2 separate regions of the Homo sapiens genome follow, and region 1 is linked to region 2. Evidence: read pairs that join two places in POLR2A ChIA-PET (ENCODE). Cell type or tissue: HepG2. All regions are shown on one strand. Each heading gives the region's core, and the rest is flanking DNA. Links, peaks and the distances in the headings are about the cores only.

Region 1 (5,000 bases), core at 1-5,000, 73 kb before region 2:
TACCTGATGGTAGCCCGGGATATTGATTAACAGGAGTAATCACCTGTTTTTTTGTCACTGTGAAAAACCTGAAATAATTACAACTTCAGAATGTGTTGTACTTCTCAATTGCTTTATGTTTTCAATTTAGCAAACTCATTCTCAAATTTCCCACAAGCTTTGCAAATCAGTGTGTGTGATTAAAAGGGTATGGTGGGTGGGTTTATAAAATTATAATGTACTTAAAGATCTAAAGAACTCGTATAAAAGATGAAATATCTTATTATATCCTTACTTGCTTGTTTAAAAGAATATGAACCTGACAGCAAATATTCTAAAATTGTCTAGTATCTTTCCCCCAAATAAGTTAAAATCACATTACAAAGTTTATATTTATCAGAAACAAATTAGAAACATATCAAATTTGAAATTATCCACTATTCATCTTATACAACATAACCCCTAAAGAAATCACTTGTATTAGCTTTACAGCTTGGATATTACACAGGAATAAATATCAACCAACATTGCTATTTTATTGCTACCTGATCTACTACAGATTACTTTCATATGTAACTACATTAGAATGAAAATACTGGGGCTACTTTAGAAAAAGGACTGACTGTGAAGGTCAGTTTCCTAGAAACAAGAATGCCAAACTTCTATGACTACATGCACTTTTTCTAATTATTCATAATTAATCTTTCAGAAATTAGCTTTCATATACATCATTGGACTAATACATTTCCAGGGTGAGAATCTAAGACACTTGGGTACAATCAGTTCTTTGTACCAACTGAAGGAGGAAGGTTATCAACTACTTATGGGCAATATAGTTTTTGCTATCTTTCACTCCTTTTCTTTGGGAAATGAAGTAAGTGCCTTACCATGCAACAGGTGATTTCGGTTCCGGGAACAGAGAACAGTTAGAAATTTCACCTCATCTGTCCCCCATTTCTTCTCTCCAGCCTCATACAGGTCCTGAAGCCAAACAAAGCACAGGTCTAAAATTCCAAAAACGATGTGCCAGGACACAGGCAAATATTTCCAGAAGCTCAAAGAGCTGAGCTGGCTTAGTTTTATTTTGTTGGTGATGGGGTTGGAAATGGTAGTGGTGAGTGGAAATGACTCAGGATCCTTCCTCAGGCATAAGGCTGTTGGGACCCTGTCATACCCCCCTGGGAGTCAGGGCAAACACTAGCAGTTCCCTAGCTGGAGACTACATGGTTCTATCTTAAGAGCTAAAAGAAATGCCCTAGATTTGGGCTGTCCCCTACAGTTGCCACTAACCACATGTGGCTGTTTAAATGTTAATTGAAATTAAATACAATTTAAAATTCAGCTCTTCAATCACATTGGCCTCATTTCAAGTACCCAGCGGCTACAGGTAGCCGGTAGTCACCCATACAGGACAGTGCAGATGTGGAATGTTCTCATCACTGCGGGGAGTTCTATTGGATAGCCCTGCTCTAGAATGATCTGTGATTTTCCTGAGGCTACAGGTCTCACAGTAGAACCAGGGACCCATTGCCAATTGCTTACATTCCAACCAGGTAGGAATATAGGAAACTCATTCTGCTCAATTTAACTACATTATTGCTCAATCAGAATTACTGTTCATTTTTAATAAGCAGCTTGCCTGTTACATTTCTCAAAAAGATCTTAACTCACACATATTGTGGCTCATTGGGCTTACCTCCATATACTCCCCCATTTTTTCACTTCTTTCTCTGATTCCCTCACTGCTTTAGAGTCAATTCACATAATCATAAAAATTTAAAGCTGAAAGCGTTCATCTAATTCACCTAATTCAAAAGAGTTCATCTTATTCAGCACTTCTGAAACTTGAATCTCAACAGGCTTGTGACAATTTATTTTATGTCAACTTGACTGAGCCATGGGTTACCCAGATTTTTGCTCAAACATTATTCTGGGTGTTTCTGTGAGGGTTTTTGGATGATCCAATATGGAGGAGGGGCCCTCATACAATCAGCTGAAAGCTTTTGTTTTCAAGAAGAGGGCTGACCTTCCCAAGAGTGAGAGGGACTCCTCCTGCCTGACTGCCTTGAGCTAGGACATCAGTTTTTTTCCTGCCTTTGGACTTGAACTGGAACATCAGCTCTTCATGGGTTTCCAGCCTGCTGGCCTTCAGATGGGAACTGCTCCTAGTTCTCAGGCCTTTGGACTCAGACTGGAACAAAACCATAGGCTGGCCTGCATCTCCAGCTTGCTGATTCCCTCTGAAGATCCTGGTACTTGCCCAACTCCATCCTCTCTCTCTTTCTCTCACACACACACACACACACACACACACACACACACACACACACACACACACCCCTCTGTGTCTCTCTCGCTCTCTCTCTCTATTGGTTCTGTTCCTCTTAAGAATTCTGACTAATACATTGCTTTAATTAATAAAGCATAGTTGTGGGCTGGGCACGGTGGCTCATGCCTGTAATCATAGCACTTTGGAAGGCCAAGGCAGATAGGTTGCTTGAGCCCAGGAGTTTGAGACCAGCCTGGGCAATATGGCAAAACCCCACCTCTACCAAAAAAATATTTAAAACTTAGCCAGGCATGATGGCACACGCCTGTAGTCCAGCTACTCAGGAGGCTGAGGTGGGAGGATCACTTGAGCCTGGGAGGTGAAGGTTGCAGTGGGCCGAGATCATGCCACTGCACAACAGCCTGGGAGACAGAGCAAGACCCTATCTCAAAAAAAAAAAAAAAAAAAAAGAATAAAATACAGGTTAGTGGAAGTGACACTGATCTCTGAGGCTAGATCATAAACAATCATGCAACTGCCATTGTTTCTATTGGAATGCTTGCTTTCTGGGTGCTCCTTCTTGAAACCCAGCTGCCGTGCTCCAAGAAGCCCAAGCCACACACATACCTCTATCCCCTCTAATGAAAGCAACAGGTTCTTTTTTTTTGCATAAAACAAAGTTGTTCATACCTCACAAACTGAATGGAACCAATCCCTCATTATGGTTATGTATTGGTTAAGAATACTGGGTCTATGGTCAGGCGCGGTGGCTCATGCCTGTAATCCCGGCACTTTGGGAGGCCATGGCAGGTGGATCATTTGAGGTCAGGAGTTCAAGACCAGCCTGGCCAACATGTTGAAACCCTATCTCTATTAAAAATACAAAAACTAGCCGGGTGGTGGTGGTGCATCCTGTAATCCCAGATACTCAGGAGGCTGAGGTGGGAGAATTGCTTGAACCTGGGAGGGGGAGGTTGCGGTGAGCTGAGATCACACCACCACACTCCAGTCTGGACGACAGTGAGACCCTGTCTCAAAAAAAAAAAAAAAAAAAGAGAGAGAGAGAGAGAGAGAATACTGGGTCTAGATGCCAATTGGTTCAAATCCTAGCTCTGCCCTTTATTATCTTTCTGAGCTTGAGCAAGGTACTTGACCTCTCTGAGCCTCAGTTTCCTTGTTTGTAAAATGGGGATAGCAATACTTACCTTATGAAGTTATTGCAAAGATTCAATGACATACTTAATATAGAATTTAGAACAGTGGGCCACGCGCGATGGCTCATGCCTGTAATCCCAGCACTTTGGGAGGCCAAGGCAGGCGGATCACCAGAGGTCAGGAGTTTAAGACCAGCCTGGCCAACATGGTGAAAACCCGTCTCTACTAAAAATAGAAAAAAATTAGCCGGGTATGGTGGCAGGCACCTGTAATCCCAGCTATTTGGGAGGCTGAGGCAGCAGAATCACTTGAACCCAGGAGGCGGAGGTTGCAGTGAGCCAAGATCATGCCATTGCACTCCAGCCTGGGCAACAAGAGTGAAACTCCATCTCAAAAAAAAAAAAAAAATTTTAGAACAGTGTTTGGTACCTGGTAATGACCCACTTTTTATTAGCTATTATCGTTAGTGTTATCTGGCCACAGCTGATTAGACCATGGGTTGGTTCCAGGACAACCATCACTGGGCTGGGAAACAGAGAGGCAAATGCCTCTTGGGGTTTGCTATTAATTTTACCCAGCAGGGTATACACTGTGTCAAGCTATTTTATATAGGTCCTATCAAATGTCCTCTTTGATGAAGTAAAAGTGCACAGTGAACAGTCCCTTTCACCTCCACGGGATTCGGAAGACAGTGGTTCTCTGGGATTGCCACACAATGGTCCTAATGTTGAGAAACTTGGAACCCAGGAGTGCTTATATAATGATGTCCAGCCCCAGGTACCTCTGCAAGAAACCTGTTATTAAAGGCTATCTGTGGGAATATTTTTAAAGAACATATCCAAGCCTGGCTAATATACACTGTAATATAAGTTGCTATCCACCCACTAAGGCCTGTCTCATTGGCGAAAGAGAAGAAAGCTGGAAGAAAGAAGCTGCAGTTCTACCAACCTGGGCATCCTGTCTCACGAGAGCATCGTCCAGATAATTTCCTTCATCCCTCCCACCCTGAGGATGAGAAAAACAAATAAAAAATAATTCGAGAGTATACATGAAGATCTGGGGACACCATTAAGATAGCAGGTCTAGAGTAATGAGACAAAATACCACAAGAATTGGAGCTTCAGACCCAGGGAGGGAGGACAGACGTCCTCTAAATGCGCTCGCATTATTACAATGGCTCTGATGTGTGCCTAGAGGGCTGAGCCTCAGTGTGGCCCCTAACGTTGCATGAGTGCCTCTGCCAATAGCAGGAGAAGCTTCCCAAGGACAGCTCCCTCCACTATCTCCTGGCCTCCCCCACCACCCCACTCTCCTGTGTCTTCCCAGCTGACTCATGCCTTCCTAACTGGCAAATCTACATTGATCAACCTCTGCCAAAAGGGGGTCGGGATGTGCATGTAGTTCCAGCTACTCGAGGCTGAGGTGGGAGGATGTCTTGAGGCCAGGAGTTCAAGGCAGTGAGCTAAGATGGCACCTGTGAAGAGCTGGCCTGGGAAACATAGCAAGACCTTGAATCTTAAAAAAAAAAAAAAAAAAGGTGGGGAGGTTGGGAACAGAGGAGAGTCGAGAGAATATGAGACCTATGGTGGGACTTGAG
Region 2 (14,096 bases), core at 2,250-7,249:
GAGACAGAATTCTCCATGTTGACCAGGCTGTAGAAGGTCTTTTCCGTAGTAATTTACAGTCTGACACTTAGCTGCAATATAATATTCACTCTGTTTTTTCACGTCAAGCAGTGTGGACCAAGAAGCATTATGGCAATTTACTGACATCAAACAACTTGAATCTTTAAAAAGAATTCTTCAAAGGTGGTGGTTCAGGTTCCCATAGCAAAAGCTCTCAGTCCAGTTCAAACAAAACCAAACACTAATAAATTACTCCCGATAAAACCAACAACAAGCCTTAGATAGAAATCCTAAATTCCTCAGGGAATTAATGTAGTAATCTATTCAGTTTCAATTAAGTTAAACAACAAACAAACAAAAAAACCTTTAGTTGGAGCTCTACATTGTTCTAGAGGTGTTAGCACTATAAGACTATGTGGTGAGTTTGCAGGGGAAAAAAAACCTGTTAATCAAATCACAAGGGAGATGTGATTGGTATAATAAAGAACTATCCTTGGCCGGGCGCAGTGGCTCACATCTGTAATCCCAGCACTTTGGGAGGCCGAGGCGGGTGGATCATGAGGTCAGGGGTTTGAGACCACCCTGGCAAACATGGTGAAACCCCGTCTCCACTAAAAATACAAAAATTAGCCTGGCATGGTGGCGTGTGCCTGTAATCCCAGCTACTTGGGAGGCTGAGGCAGGAGAATCACTTGAACCTGGGAGGCAGAGGTTGCAGTGAGCCAAGATCGCACGACTGCACTCCAGCCTGGGTGACAGAGCAAGATTCTGCCTCGAAAACAAACAAACAAATAAACAAACAAAAGAACTATCCTTGAGAAGGAAGGTTTTAGCATTTACCACATTACCTAGAGTTTATACATAATGACCAAAACCTAAGTTTCCTTGGGAAGGTGATATGTTTTTATTAATGCTTTATTCAATTTATGAAGTATGCACATATTCATATAAGTGTTTCTAAAGCATAGTTTCTCAGCCGGGCGTGGTGGCTCACACCTGTAATCCCAGAACTTTGGGAGGCTGATGCAAGCGGATCATCTGAGGTCAGGAGTTCGAGACCAGCCTGGCCAATATGGTGAAACCCCACCTCTACTAAAAATACAAAAATTAGCTGGGTGTGGTAGCATGCACCTGTAGACCCAGCTACTCAGGAGGCTGAGGCAGGAGAATCGCTTGAACCTGGGAGGCAAAGGTTGCAGTGAGCTGAGATGGCACCATTGCACTCCAGCCTGAGTGACAGAGAAAGACTCTGTCTCAAAAAATAAAAAAATAAAAAAAATAAAGCATAGTTTCTCAAAGTGAGGCCTGAATCACAATCATCCAAGGAGCTGCTTAAATAAGCAGAATCTGCATATTGTACAAGCTTCCTGGGTGATTCTGATGCACCCTGAAGTTTGGGAACTATAGATTTAGAAGTTAACTGAGCTTAATCTGCTAACCCTTCCCAGCTCCATCAGAAAAGGGCTGTGAACCTCTGCCTAAACTTGTAGTGACAGAGCTCTCGCCAACATCAAGGCCACCCAGCCTATGGGTTTTAAAAACTACTTCCTCAAATTCAACCAGAGCCCACCACCCAGCTCTGCCAAACACCTCAAAGAGCGAGTTTATTCCCTTATCCACATGTCAAACCCCTCTGGCATTTAGGGCTGCTGGCTAGCATGCACCCCTCACACTCACTGCAAACTTATTTTTTTTTCTTTTTATTTAGAGACAGGATCTCACTCTGTCACCTAGGCTGGAGTGCAGTGGCACAATCATAGCTCACTGCAGTCTCAAACTCCTGGGCTCAAGGGATCCTCCTGCCTCAGGCTCCCAAGTAGCTGGGACAACAGCAGTGTGCTCCCTTTCCAGTTGAAACAGTTCTTGTTCATTCAACCCCATTTCATATCAGCTTGACAAGAAGAAAATAAGAAAAAGGAAAACACTTGTTCAAGATTTAGTTAACAATCTACGAAGCCACAAATCCAAATTACTATGAACCAAGCACTGATGGAGTTATGGTAGGGCAGAGAGGATAAGAGAACAGGCTTTTGTATCCTGGCAGCTGGATTTAAGCTTTCGTTCACAAATGGTCTGAACTTGACCAAGGATTATGATATGGAACCTTGGGATCCTCAGCTGTAAACCAACGTTAATAACCCCATTGCAGGTTGAAGTGAAGATTAGATAAGACAGCCTAGGATGAGTGTTACTCAAAGTTGCTCCAGGGAGGACACTGCAGTGTCTATCAAACTGCCTCCATAAGTAGCCCTAATTGCAGTGAAAACAAACCCTCAAGGGCTAGGTTTGGACCAAATTGCAGCTCAAATCCCAAGCAAAATGTTTTTGAGGTTTCTTGTTTTAGATTTAAAAGGTATACAATTTTTGGATTCTACTTCAAAATATATCTGTGATTGTTTTAGTATAAAAAGTGTTTTTTAATTTCAAATATTTGTGTAAAAATGACACTCAAAGAAAATCTCCTCCTCTTGTTTTTGTTTGTTTGTTTGTTTGTTTTTCAGACAGGGCCTCACTCTATTACCCAGGCTGCAGTGCAATGGTGTGATCATAACTCACTGCAGCCTTGAACTCCTGGGCTTAAGTGAAACTCCCTCCCAGCCTCCCAAGTAGCTGGGACTACAGGTGGGTGTCACCATGCCCAAGTAATTTTTAAAATTTTTGTAGAGACGGGGTCTTGCTATGTTGCCCAGGCTTCCCCACCCCTTGTTTATTCTGGAACTTCAGGTACTCCCTGGCACACTGCCCACAATCCCCAGTGCCTGCCACTCATCTTTATCTCCCTTGGAGAAAAGCAGGCTTAGTCTAAAAGCAGATAATAAATGAGCTCAGGAAAACAAATGAGTGGCTGGACATAAACAAAGAAACATGCCACTGGACATGAGCCTGGGGATGACCAGGAGGCTCACCCTTTAAACACCAAGGCCTGGAGTGGTACATGGCTTGACTGTGCGGGTTACTCTCTAAATTGCTTGCAGAGAAACATTATCCCTAACCAAATGCAAGAACATCTAGGAGGGAAATTCACAGAAGCCCTTGATCCAGTAGTTGTGTGTCTGTGCCTGTCTATGTGTGGGTGGGGGCAGGGGTGTACTTGTGTCTCTATCTTCAATCAACAGAAATCTGACATGAGCTGAATGAGGATGGCCTTGGCCTGATAGGGCTCTGGAGAGTCAGCAGCTCTTGGGTCATGGGGTTATCCGTTTTCTTATCCCTGTCCACTTCCTCTCCTACTTGCTCTTCCACCTGTGTCTGAGAATTCCCTGGCAACTAAAAACCTAGGGTTTGGCCGCTGGGCACGGTGGCTCATGCCTGTAATCCCAGCACTTTGGGAGGCTAAGGCAGGTGGATCACCTGAGGTCAGGAGTTCAAGACCAGCCTGACCAACATGTTAAAACCCCATCTCTACTAAAAATACAAAAATTAGCCAGGCGTGTTGGCACACGCCTGTAGTCCCAGCTACTCGGGAGGCTGAGGCAGGAGAATCTCTTGAACCCAGAAGGCGGAGGTTGCAGTGAGCAGAGATCATATCACTGCGCTCCAGCCTGGGCAACAGAGCAAGACTCCATCTCAAAAAAAAAAATCTAGGGTTTGGTTATCAATAGAGTTACCAGTTACCTCCTGAATAGCTGAGACTATAGGCACGTGGTGGCATGCACCTGTAGTCTCAGCTACTCAGGAGGTTGAGGTGGGTGAAACACCTGAGCCTGGGAGGCAGAGTGAACTGTATCCAGCCACTGCACTCCAGCCTGGGCTACAGGAGTGAGACCTCGTCTCAAAACAAAACAAAACAAAAAATTAAAGGGCAAACAGTAGGGAGTGGAAGGGGGTGGTGGGGTGTCATGGACTGGTGGGCAGGAGAATGGATAACTTGGAGAGGGACACCTTATCTATCCTTCCCACTGTCAGCAGGAGAGAGCAGATGCCCAGTTCCATGTAAAGCACGAGTTATGCAGGACCCACTCTGCTCTGTCAGCTCAGAAGACTTGCATTGCCCCGGGGGTCACTTCTGCCGGTAAATGGTTGAGAAGCCTTCCTCCTTGGCACCAAAGTCTCCAGCTGGTCAAAGTCATGACAAAATGCTGAGACTGCGCCACCAGCCAACTCAAGTCATGGACCCTATAATAATCAGACTCCGATGTGCCGGGCACTGTGCCGAGGGCATTAGACACACGAGAAGGTAAGAAAGTGGTAAGGATCTAGGAGAAAGGAGTAAGTTTCTTAAATGGAGTAAAGAATTAAAAAGTAAACTGTAAGAGGTGTTAGGAGGAGTTAGCTACAGGCAAGATTATCTCGGTCCTTTCTTTTTGATGCAAAGCCTAGCACATGGACTGAATAAATAACTGCCGTGGTCTCTGACCCGCGTCCTGAGCCGTGTAAGCGGCCCTGGATGTCCTGGATGGTGCCAGCGGTTAAGCACCGCGCTCGCCTCCCTCTCGCCCACCCGGAGCGAGTCCAGGGCCCGCTGGCCCCCTCCACCCTGTGGCCGCCCGGGCTTGCCCGCAAGCCGGCGGCGAGCACCCACTCTGGGGTGCAGCGCGGAGCCGGGCATCCCCGCGAGACGCTCCCGGGCCACGCTCCCCGTTCCCTGAGCCCAGGACCCCCGGCCCGGAGCCCCTTTACCCCTCGTACCGAGGCCGGGCTGCGCTCCTCCTCTGCGGCTGCGGAGGTCACACCCTACTCAGGGCCAGACAGCGGGTCTTATCCGGGACGGATCCGCCCCACTGTGGGGTGGAGACTGAGCCCAAGTTCCTGGTTGTTCCTCTGCCCACGAGACCGGAAAATCCCTCTCTAGGGGAAGCGCACCTGGGGCCCCGGGCCGGGACGGCCGCGCCAGGAGCTCTCGGAGAGGCAGGCCTCGACCCCCGGCGGGTCCGCCCTCCACACGTGCCTGCTCCCCAGGCCCGCCCGGTCCCCCGGCCTCGCCCCCTGCCCGGATTGGACAGTGTCCCCAGTATCGCCAGCCCCGCTCCTGGCCGCGCAGGGTGGGAGCAGTTGGATTCTTGGGGTCCCGTTTCCCGGGCGCTCCACACCCTCGGAGGGCCGAGCCCGGGCCACCTCGCCAGTTCCTCCCTGCGCCTGCCGCGCCCAGCTCCGCGCCAAGCCGGAGTCCCGCGGCAAATCCGCGCTTCCCCCCACCTCGGGAAACCGTTCGTCTCCCAACGGCAGGTCGTGCCGAGCCCGTGGCCGGAAAAGTAGAAAGTGAAATCTGAAGGATACATTTCATTCCCCTCTTTCACATGAAAACACACATTCCCAAAAGTTTCCAGCACTTCCCTCTTCCCTGTGCGCCCAGCAGGCCAGGAAAGCTTTGGAGTAGGAGTTAGGAGCAGCCCCGGATCTTTGTACTCCTGTGAGTGACTAAAGTTTAGACACTGTCCGTAGCTCCCAGGTTCGGCTTGGCGCGGCGCTCATCCCTTGTAATAGTTCTGTGTTTTCATATCTGCTTCCCCTGCTGGACGCAGCCTCTTGAAGACACCAACTAGGGCTAGGTCGTCTTTGCACCCATGCCCAGCACCGATTTCGCCACGTAGTGAATGCTTGCAGAATGAATCCGTTGAGTCTATAGGCAAATTCAGTTTTTTTAAAAAACAGAGAATAGCCCGTTTGGGGAGTGTTTTCCATCCGACACATCAAAATCTAAGTGGTTAATGGCACCCTTAAAGCTGGAGAGGTAACATTAAATTATTTCATTAAGATGTAATTTTAAAAGGTGGTTTAATATGGTTTAGAGCACGGGTTTTAGGATCAGACTGATTTGGATACTAAAACTGGTTCTGCCTCTTTTATCTGCATATGATAACTTAAAAAATTAAGGCTGGGCACAGTGGCTCATGCCTGTAATCCCAGCACTTTGGGAGGCCAGGGCAAGTGGATCACTTTAGCCCAGGAGTTCGAGATAAGCCTGGCCAATGTGGTGAAATCCCATCTCAAAAAAAAAAAAAAAAAAAACATATATATAGCCGGGTGTGGTGGCATGCGCCTGTAGTCCCAGCTATTCAGTCGGATGAGGTGGGATAAACACCCAAGCCCGGGAGGCAGAGGCTCAGTAAGCTGAGATTGCGCCACTGCACGCCAGCCTGGGCGACAGAGTGAGACATTGTCTAAAAAAAAAAAAAAAAAAAAAGAGGAAGAAAGAAAAGAAAAAGAAAGAAAAAAAGAAAAGAAAACAAAAAATAAATAAATAATTAGCCGGGTGCATAGCCACGCCTGTAGTCCCAGCTACTAGCCAGGCTGAAGCAGGAGGATCACTCTAAACCCAGGAGTTCAATGTTGCTGTGAGCTATGACTGCACCACTGCACTCCAGCCTGGGCGACAGGGTGAGACCTTGTCTCAAAACAAAAACAAAAACAAAAACAAAACAAAACAAAAAATTAAAGGTCAAACAGTAGGAAAAAAAATGAAATACAGATAATTCATTTCTTAAGCAAGATTAGAGAGACACTGCATCCCTTACAAGCAACAATTAGGCCAGGTGAGGTGGCTCAGACTGTAATCCCAACACTTTGGGAGGCCCAGGTGGTTGCTTGAGGCTAGGAGTTTGGGAGATTATCCTGGGCTACATGGCGAAAACCTGTCCCTAAAAAAGAAAAAGAAAAAGAAAGAAAAAATTAAGCTACATGAAAAAAATAAAGTTTAGGAATGAAGTAGATGCGTTGGCACCCCGCGTAAATAACCTTTACTAGGTGGGTGCATCCAGCCCCAGGTCACTGCCCCTTCATTGCCCCCATCTGCTGACATCTGCGCTCAGACCAGACTGAGGAAGCCATGGCCAGAGGCTAACTTTTTTAGCTTATAAAAGGCCAGGAATAAATCTGTGGTACCCTTCATATGCCAGAGTTCCCATGGGATCAGACTGAGGATAAACTTCATCAGAAACCATATCTTTGCTCAGTTTCTCCCTCTGGCCTATCCTATTTCCCTCACTTACTCGGAGGCTTCCCTCGAGAATACCCTCACTACAGCACTTGCACAAGAATCCTAGGGTCAGGCTCTGTTTCCAGGAAACCTGATCTAAGAGTATTTAAAAAATTAATATAATTGTTGAAATTCCACTCCAAGGAGCCTTTAAATTAAAGATAGGGCTGGGTGCTGTGGCTCACGCCTGTAACACCAGCACGTTGGAAGGCCGCGGTGGGAGGATGGCTTGAGGTCAGGAGTTCGAGATCAGCCTGGGCAACATAATGAGACTCTCTCTCCCACCCACCGTGTCTCTTTAAAAAAAAAAAAAAAATTAGCCAAGCCTAGTGACGCACGCCTCTAGTCCCAGCTACTGGGGAGGCTGAGGCAGGAAAATCACTTGAGCCCAGGGGTTTGAAGCTGCAGTGAGCTATGCCTCTGCACTCCAGCCTGGGTGACAGAGTGAGACTCTGTCCCCACCCCACCCCCCTAAAAAAACCACTTTTTTAAATAAAAAAAAATTAAAAATCTCACAAGGACAAGGGAACAAGAGAGGAAAAATAATAAGAGTTTGGAACCTGGAAAGCACGTGGACAGGTGATAACTGACTTAACAGACCTCAGAAAGCCGACTTCCAAACCAGGAGTAGGGAAAACCGAGAAGCAACATGACAGTAGGATTTCTCGGGATAGGAGAGTTTGCTGCACTGGATGTGTCTGAAAGTGGGTGTGTAGGTGAGACTAAACCCAGGACGATTTCTTGTAAGTCTGTACAAGAAGCAGTCAGCATTCCCAACACTGCACAGTGGCCACGGTCCCTCTTCCACGAGGGTGGATGATTGGAAGGATGTTCTCTGAAGAATCATGCAGTGGCTCTCTGGAATGGGGACATCAGATGTAGTTGAGGTGTTCTGGTTATCTAAGGCTGCCTAAAAAACCATCCCAACACTTGAAGGTTACATAAAACAGTGACCATTATATCTCATGATTTTGTGGGTCTGAATTTGAACTGAGCAATTCTTCTATTCCACCTGGCATCAAGAAAGGTCACTTGGTGTTATCCAGCTGGCAGATGGGCCAGTCTGGAGAACTCACATATTGGGTACCATGATAAGAAGAGCTGGAAGGTTGGTCTCAACTGGCACTGTCAACTAGAGCATCTACACATGCCCCTTCACATGGCAGGCTCAGGGTCAGATTTCCTTCATGGAGGCTCAGGGTTTCCAGAAAGTTTACTCCAAGACATCCAGGCAGAAGTTACAAGCCTTCTTATGCACGCTTGGAAGCTGTTGAACATTATTTCTGTTGCATTCTATAAATCATGCCAGTCACTAGGGCCAGTCTAGATTTAAGGGAAGGGGATTAGGCTCCATCCCTGAGTGGGGAGGGGTGGGAGGGTGCAAAGAATTTGCAGCCATCTTTCATCAAGGCCATGAGATTAACACAAGACTAGGGCTACTGTACTGAAATTGAAGAGCCATATGAAACTTAAGATGATGCCTACTGAGCTGCTTGGTATTCTTCCCGCTTGGCTCCTAGAACTCTGGCAGCCAAGTTCAAACTCACCAGGCTGGAGAGTTTGGAATACTTTTCTTTGGGGAATCTAAGAGGAAAGACCTGAAGAGATGTAATCATTTATGCAATGAAACTGGAGCAACCTGTTGGTAAACTCACCCTTGTCAAGCCCCACCCACTTACACACGCACTCAGGGCTTCCAGGCAGCTTTGTAGACCTCACTCTTAGGGTTGCGAGATAAAATACAGGACACTTAGTTAGATTTGATTTTCAGTTAAACACCAATTAATGTTTTACTAAAATATAAAATACTTATGTACTATAAGTATGTCCAAATATTGCATGAGACATACTTATACTAAAAATTATTCATTGTTTATCTAAAATTCAAATTTAACCAGATGTCCTGTCTTTTTTTTCTTTCTTTTTGTTGCTAAATCTGGCACACTTAAGTAAGAGCAGGCAGCTGAAGGTCATCACAATGTAGGGGAAGGATCTGACATTAAAAACAGAACCCAAAACATGCTAACAGGAAAAAAGAGAAAAGGAAGAAAAAGAGTATAGGGGGAGAAGAAAACTGAGAAATCTATTATTGATCTTCTCTGAGAAAGATCAAATAAAACAGAAAAGCTGGGTGCGATGACATGAGCCTGTAGTCCCTGCTGCTTGGTAGGCTGAGGCAGGAGGACAACTTGAGCCCAGGAGTTTGAGGCTATGACCACACCTGTGAACAGCCACTGCACTCTAGCCTGGGTGACATAGCGAGACACTATCTCAATAAGTAAATAAATAAATACCCTAAAAAAGGAACACTCATAGAACCAAACACAGCTCTTTTAAATTAAAAATCTGATAGCAAAAATAAAAAACTGAGTAGAATGTTAAGAAGATAAAGTTAGAAAATATCCTAGAATGCATAGACAGAAGGCAAAGAGAAGGGAAAGAAATAAGAAAGGATAAGAAGATTAGAAAGCCAGCCTTGGACATCTGGGAAACAGGGGAAGAAATGAATTAAATAATTCAATTATATATTTTGAGAACTAAAGAGCATGAATTTCCACATTGAAAGTGCTCACTGAGCATAGTGCAATGGACAAAACCAGAACCACACCAAGGCAACATTGTGATAAAACTTTAGAAGACTGAGGACATAGGGAAGATCTTACAAGTACCCAGGAGGAAATAAGGTTTCACATAAAGGATCCAGAATCGGAATGGCATCTGATTTCTCAGTAGCAACACATGAAACTGAAAGACAATGGAATAATGTCTTTAAAATGCTGAGAGTAGGCTGGGTGCAGTGGCTCACACCTGTAATCCCAGCACTCTGAGAGGCCAAGGTGAGTGGATCACTTGAGGACAGGAGTTCAAGACCAGCCTGGCCAACTTGTTGAAATCCCATCTCTACTAAAAAATACAAAAATTAGCCAAGCGTGGTGGTGGTCACCTGTAATCCCAGATACTCAGGAGGCTGAAGCATGAGAATCACTTGAACCTGGGAACTGGAGGTTTCAGTGAGCCAAGATGGCACCACTGCACTCCAACCTGAGTGATAGAGCGAGACTCTGTATCTAAATAAATTAAATAAATAAGTAAATAAAATGCTGAGAGAAAATTATTTCTAACATAGATTCTCATACACATACAAATTAGCAGTCAAATGTGGGGGTAAATATATTCCAGACACGTACAATTTCAAAATGTTTATCTCCCATGTACCTTTTCTTAAGAAGTTTTCAGATGGTGAAAGCTTTTCCACCTAAACAAGGACATAAACCAAGAAACTTTTTTCTAAAAAAAGGGAATAGCAGAATGAACAACTGAGAATTGAATGATGGGGAAGGGTAATTAGTTAATACTATAGTTACAGACTTCTAATTTTTCTTAACTATAGAGTACAGCTAACATTTACTTACTGTGTGCACTTACTATGTGCCAGTCAGTATTCTAGGTGCTTTAAATATATGATATTAATGATTTAATCCTCACACGGTTCGATGAGTTAGATACTCTCATAGAGTAGGTGTCAAGAAGTGTTACTATTAATGGTATACAATCATTTATTAATTCTACAAGTTGCATTAAACTTCCTGCTGCAGATTGTATTTTTCAGAATTGCAGCAACAATATGTTCAGTCCCATGTGCTCTTCCAAAAACCCTGCCCCCCACCTCAATCAAGAGGTGGCATCTAAGTCCTTTCCCCTTGAACCCAGGTAGGCTTCTTAGATGGGTTTCTGTGACTGCACAACCAAAGTAATGCTATGTGACTTTCAAAACTGGGTCTTAAAAGGAGACCTGGTCATCTAGCTCTAGGCATCGGTTAGCTCTCTTGCTCAGAACATGTGCCTTTGGAGTATATAAGTACAGCAGCCCTGAAACCACCATGTTGCAGAGATCATGTAAATAGAACCCATGAAAATAAAGAGTCAAGGAGCTTTGGCTGTTTCATGCCCCAGCAGTTTGAGTTTTCCCTGTCTCAGTGCCAGACATGTGACTAGGAAGCCTTCAAGGCCACTCCAGTATGATCGCTGTCTCATGGTAGCCAGTTGACACATTCTGAGTGGGAACTAACTAGCTGAGCCCAGTCAATCACCAGAATCATGAGAGATAATAATAAATGATTGTGATTGTTTCACACCCCTGAATTTTGAGTGTTATTTTTTGGAGCGATAGACAAGCAGAACACTGCCAGGTAAAATTGGGTTTTAGCCTAGACTTCTGAATCTCCTCTCTAAATACTCACTGAAATGGCCCAAGACATGCAAATAGGGGATTTTTTTTTTCCCAGAGTGGCAAGTCTCCCCTCTGATACTGCAGTTGAGTCCAAAGCTCATACTGCTTACTGCACAGCAGCCAACAAGTTGAGAGACAAGGTGTTGGGGCAAGGAAGATGACTTTGTTTCAGGGAGCCAGTAAACCAAGACGATGGTGGACTAGTGTTCTAAAGCACCCTAAGTCGATAGATTTTTAGGCTCCTTTTATGTTGGGGGAAAGGGGAACAGGGAAGGAGTTAAAGTCCAGAGGTGACTGGTGACCACAGACATCTGGGCATCAGCAGGGGTCCAAGGAGGTTGCACATCTTCTTTGTTCATAGTTAACTGCTTGTCAGATCCACCCTTTTCCTATAAATCTTTAAGATAGCATTGTTACTTGTGTATATACTTCCTTACCTCCTCAGAGGTCTGTTTCAAAAGACAGATAGTCATTAGTTCTACAGTTAAAATATAAAATAAATTCTTTCCATGATTAGCTTGGCCTACAGGCAGGAATGAGCAAAAGCAGTTAGCTTGTGAGGTTAGAAGCAAGATGGAGTCAGCTATGTTAGATTTCTTTCACTGTTACAATTCCCCAGTATCAAAGGTTCATTCCATAATCTTGTGGAGTTGGGGACAACAGGATGTTGTCTCTCATTTGGCTACTTTCAGTGGAACTGGGCAGGGTTGACAAGGGGTGACTGTGGAATGACACCTAGAAGGAACAAGTGAATGGGATTGTTTGAGATGTTGCTGAATACCCACTCATCAGTGAAGTTTGCTGGAATAAAACTGTGGGTACACTATACTCAAGTTGACACTACTAGAGGGCCCCTCCTATCTCAAAAACCGGAGAAACAAAGTGCTGGGATTACAGGTTTAAGCCACTGCACCCGGCTGGAAGATGACTTTTTTGGGGGGAACAAGCAAACTGAGAAAATGGTGGCCTAGTGTCCTAAAGAATCATCTTAAGTTCATGGATTTTTTTGGCTCCTTTTATGTTAGGGGAAGGGAGAACAGAGAGGGGTTAAGGTCTAGAGGTGACTGGTGACCACAGACATCTGGGCATCAGCAGGGCTCCAAGGAGGTTGCAAAACTTCTTTGTTCATGGTCAAATGCTTGTCAGGTCCACGTTATTGCTATAAATCGTCAAGACAGCATTGTTTAAATGTTGTGTGCATACTTCCTTATCTCCTCAGGGGTCTATTTCAAAACAGAGGTAATCATTAGTTCTACAGTTAAACTATAATCTAAATTCTTTCCATGATTAGCTTAGTCTACATGCAGGAATGCACGAAGGCAGTTAGCTTGTGAGGTCAGAAGCAAGATGGAGTCAGCTATGTTCGATTTCTCTCACTGTTACAATATTGGCAATGGTAGTCTCAGGAGGATGGCCAGGCCACGTCCAGTCTGGCTGCTGGCCAGTGAGGAGGAGAGACTAGAGGCCAGATAACCTTTGGCTCCTTGGGACAGTGGGTTAGCAAAGCCTTGAGAAGAAACTTTGCCAGGGTGACTTTCCTTGCCAGATGGCTTCCTCCACCATCCTTTCAAGCTGCTGGAAGGTACCCAACCCTGCAGCCTAGGATAATGAGAGGAAGATTCTAAGAGCATCAAAATAGACAGGCAGGGAGCCAAAAAGAATTAGCTCATTGATTCAGTAAGGCCAGATTAAAAAAAAAAAATAGCTCATCCCATATTGGAACAAATGCAAAGCATGGATAGAGTTTTCAACCTTCAAGGATGAGTAAGCATAAAAAATTATATAGAACTGTAAAAAAAATTCGGGAACATAAAAAACATAACACCTAAGAGGTCAAAGAAGAAAGTATTTTTTAAGTTTTACAGTATGAAGCAAAAGTAAATTTTAAACAGCTTCTGCTTTGTCTTTCATAGATTAAAACAGGCCAAAAATGGACAAATCTGAATATTATTATTCATAAGGCAGAATTAATATTTATGAACTGGACTAGAGTTCACAGAAAACACCTTATTTTCTTTTCCTGTCTTTTCTTTTTTTTTTTTTTCTAAGACAGGGTTTCACTCTGTCACCCAGGCTGGAGTGCAGTGGTGCAATCACTGCTCACTGAAGTCTCAACTTCCTGTGCTTAAGTGATCCTCCTGGCTCAGCCTCCTGAGCTGGGCTCCTCAGCTGGGACCACAGGCATGCCCACCATGCCCACCTAATTTTTTCTATTTTTTGTAGATGGGGTCTCACTATATTGCCCAGATTGGTCTCAAACTCCTGGGCTCAGGTGATCCTCCAGCCTCAGTCTCCCAAAGTGTTGGGATTACAGGTGTGAGCCACCAGGCCCAGCCAAATTGCAGATTTTTACCAACAGTTTTCTGGTGTTAGATCTAAGATGACAGCTGTTATAGCAGATTAATAGCTTAACACCAATAATTCTTCATGTTTTATTTTCCAGTAAATCTTAAGACTAATTCAGATGTTAATTTTCATTAAGTAAATAAACATTTTGCCTCAATATCCCTAAAGATGAAAATTTACTCTATCTACAAGAACAAGCGTTTTTAATAATGCTTCATTTTACTATTAAAGGCTATTTTTTTCAGTTGTCTACTAAACATTTACAAAAACTGACAACATATTTATTTGCAAAGAAAACCTCACTAAATTCCAAAATAAAAATAGGAGTTTGAATCTCAACTTTACCATTTCCTAACTGGTGACCTTAAGAAAGTCACAGATCATGGTCTCCAAGGAAAAGGTGGCACCCACAGCTTGCTCCACATCCAACCTGGGCCTCTAAATAATGTATGGCATAGCAAGGTAACTGATAAGCAACATGACTTCGATCAGCACCGCTTCTTGACTAAGGTCCGCTTTTGGCACTGTAGTAATCTTTTTTTTTTCTTTTTTTGAGACAGAGTTTTGCTCTTATTGCCCAGGCTGGAGTGCAATGGTGCGATC

Evidence for each region. Peaks named below come from ENCODE experiments on the same cell type or tissue, not always from the same donor. Only the 100,000 strongest peaks of a DNase experiment are listed, where the experiment ranks them.
Region 1: POLR2A ChIA-PET joins it to region 2 with 31 read pairs; 22 of 35 experiments call an interaction of 5 or more read pairs at or near these places.

What each region holds. Positions count from the first base shown.
Region 1 is chr2:69,812,061-69,817,060 of GRCh38, reverse strand. It overlaps ANXA4 (annexin A4), which reads right to left. Exons shown (of 13, transcript NM_001153.5): 8 at 4,352-4,408; 9 at 867-960. Among named protein-coding and RNA genes, the nearest start is that of GMCL1, 15 kb to the left of the region's middle. In HepG2, for the core only: no CTCF peak of the experiment used is centred there; no DNase peak of the experiment used is centred there.
Region 2 is chr2:69,732,709-69,746,804 of GRCh38, reverse strand. ANXA4 (annexin A4) reads right to left here and starts at 4,671. Exons shown (of 13, transcript NM_001153.5): 1 at 4,630-4,671. RefSeq lists silencers at 4,403-4,642, 4,853-5,032. In HepG2, for the core only: a CTCF peak has its summit at 5,430 (motif pointing left); DNase peaks (open chromatin) are centred at 3,124, 4,844, 5,404, 6,004 and 1 weaker place; H3K4me3 peaks cover 3,657 bases.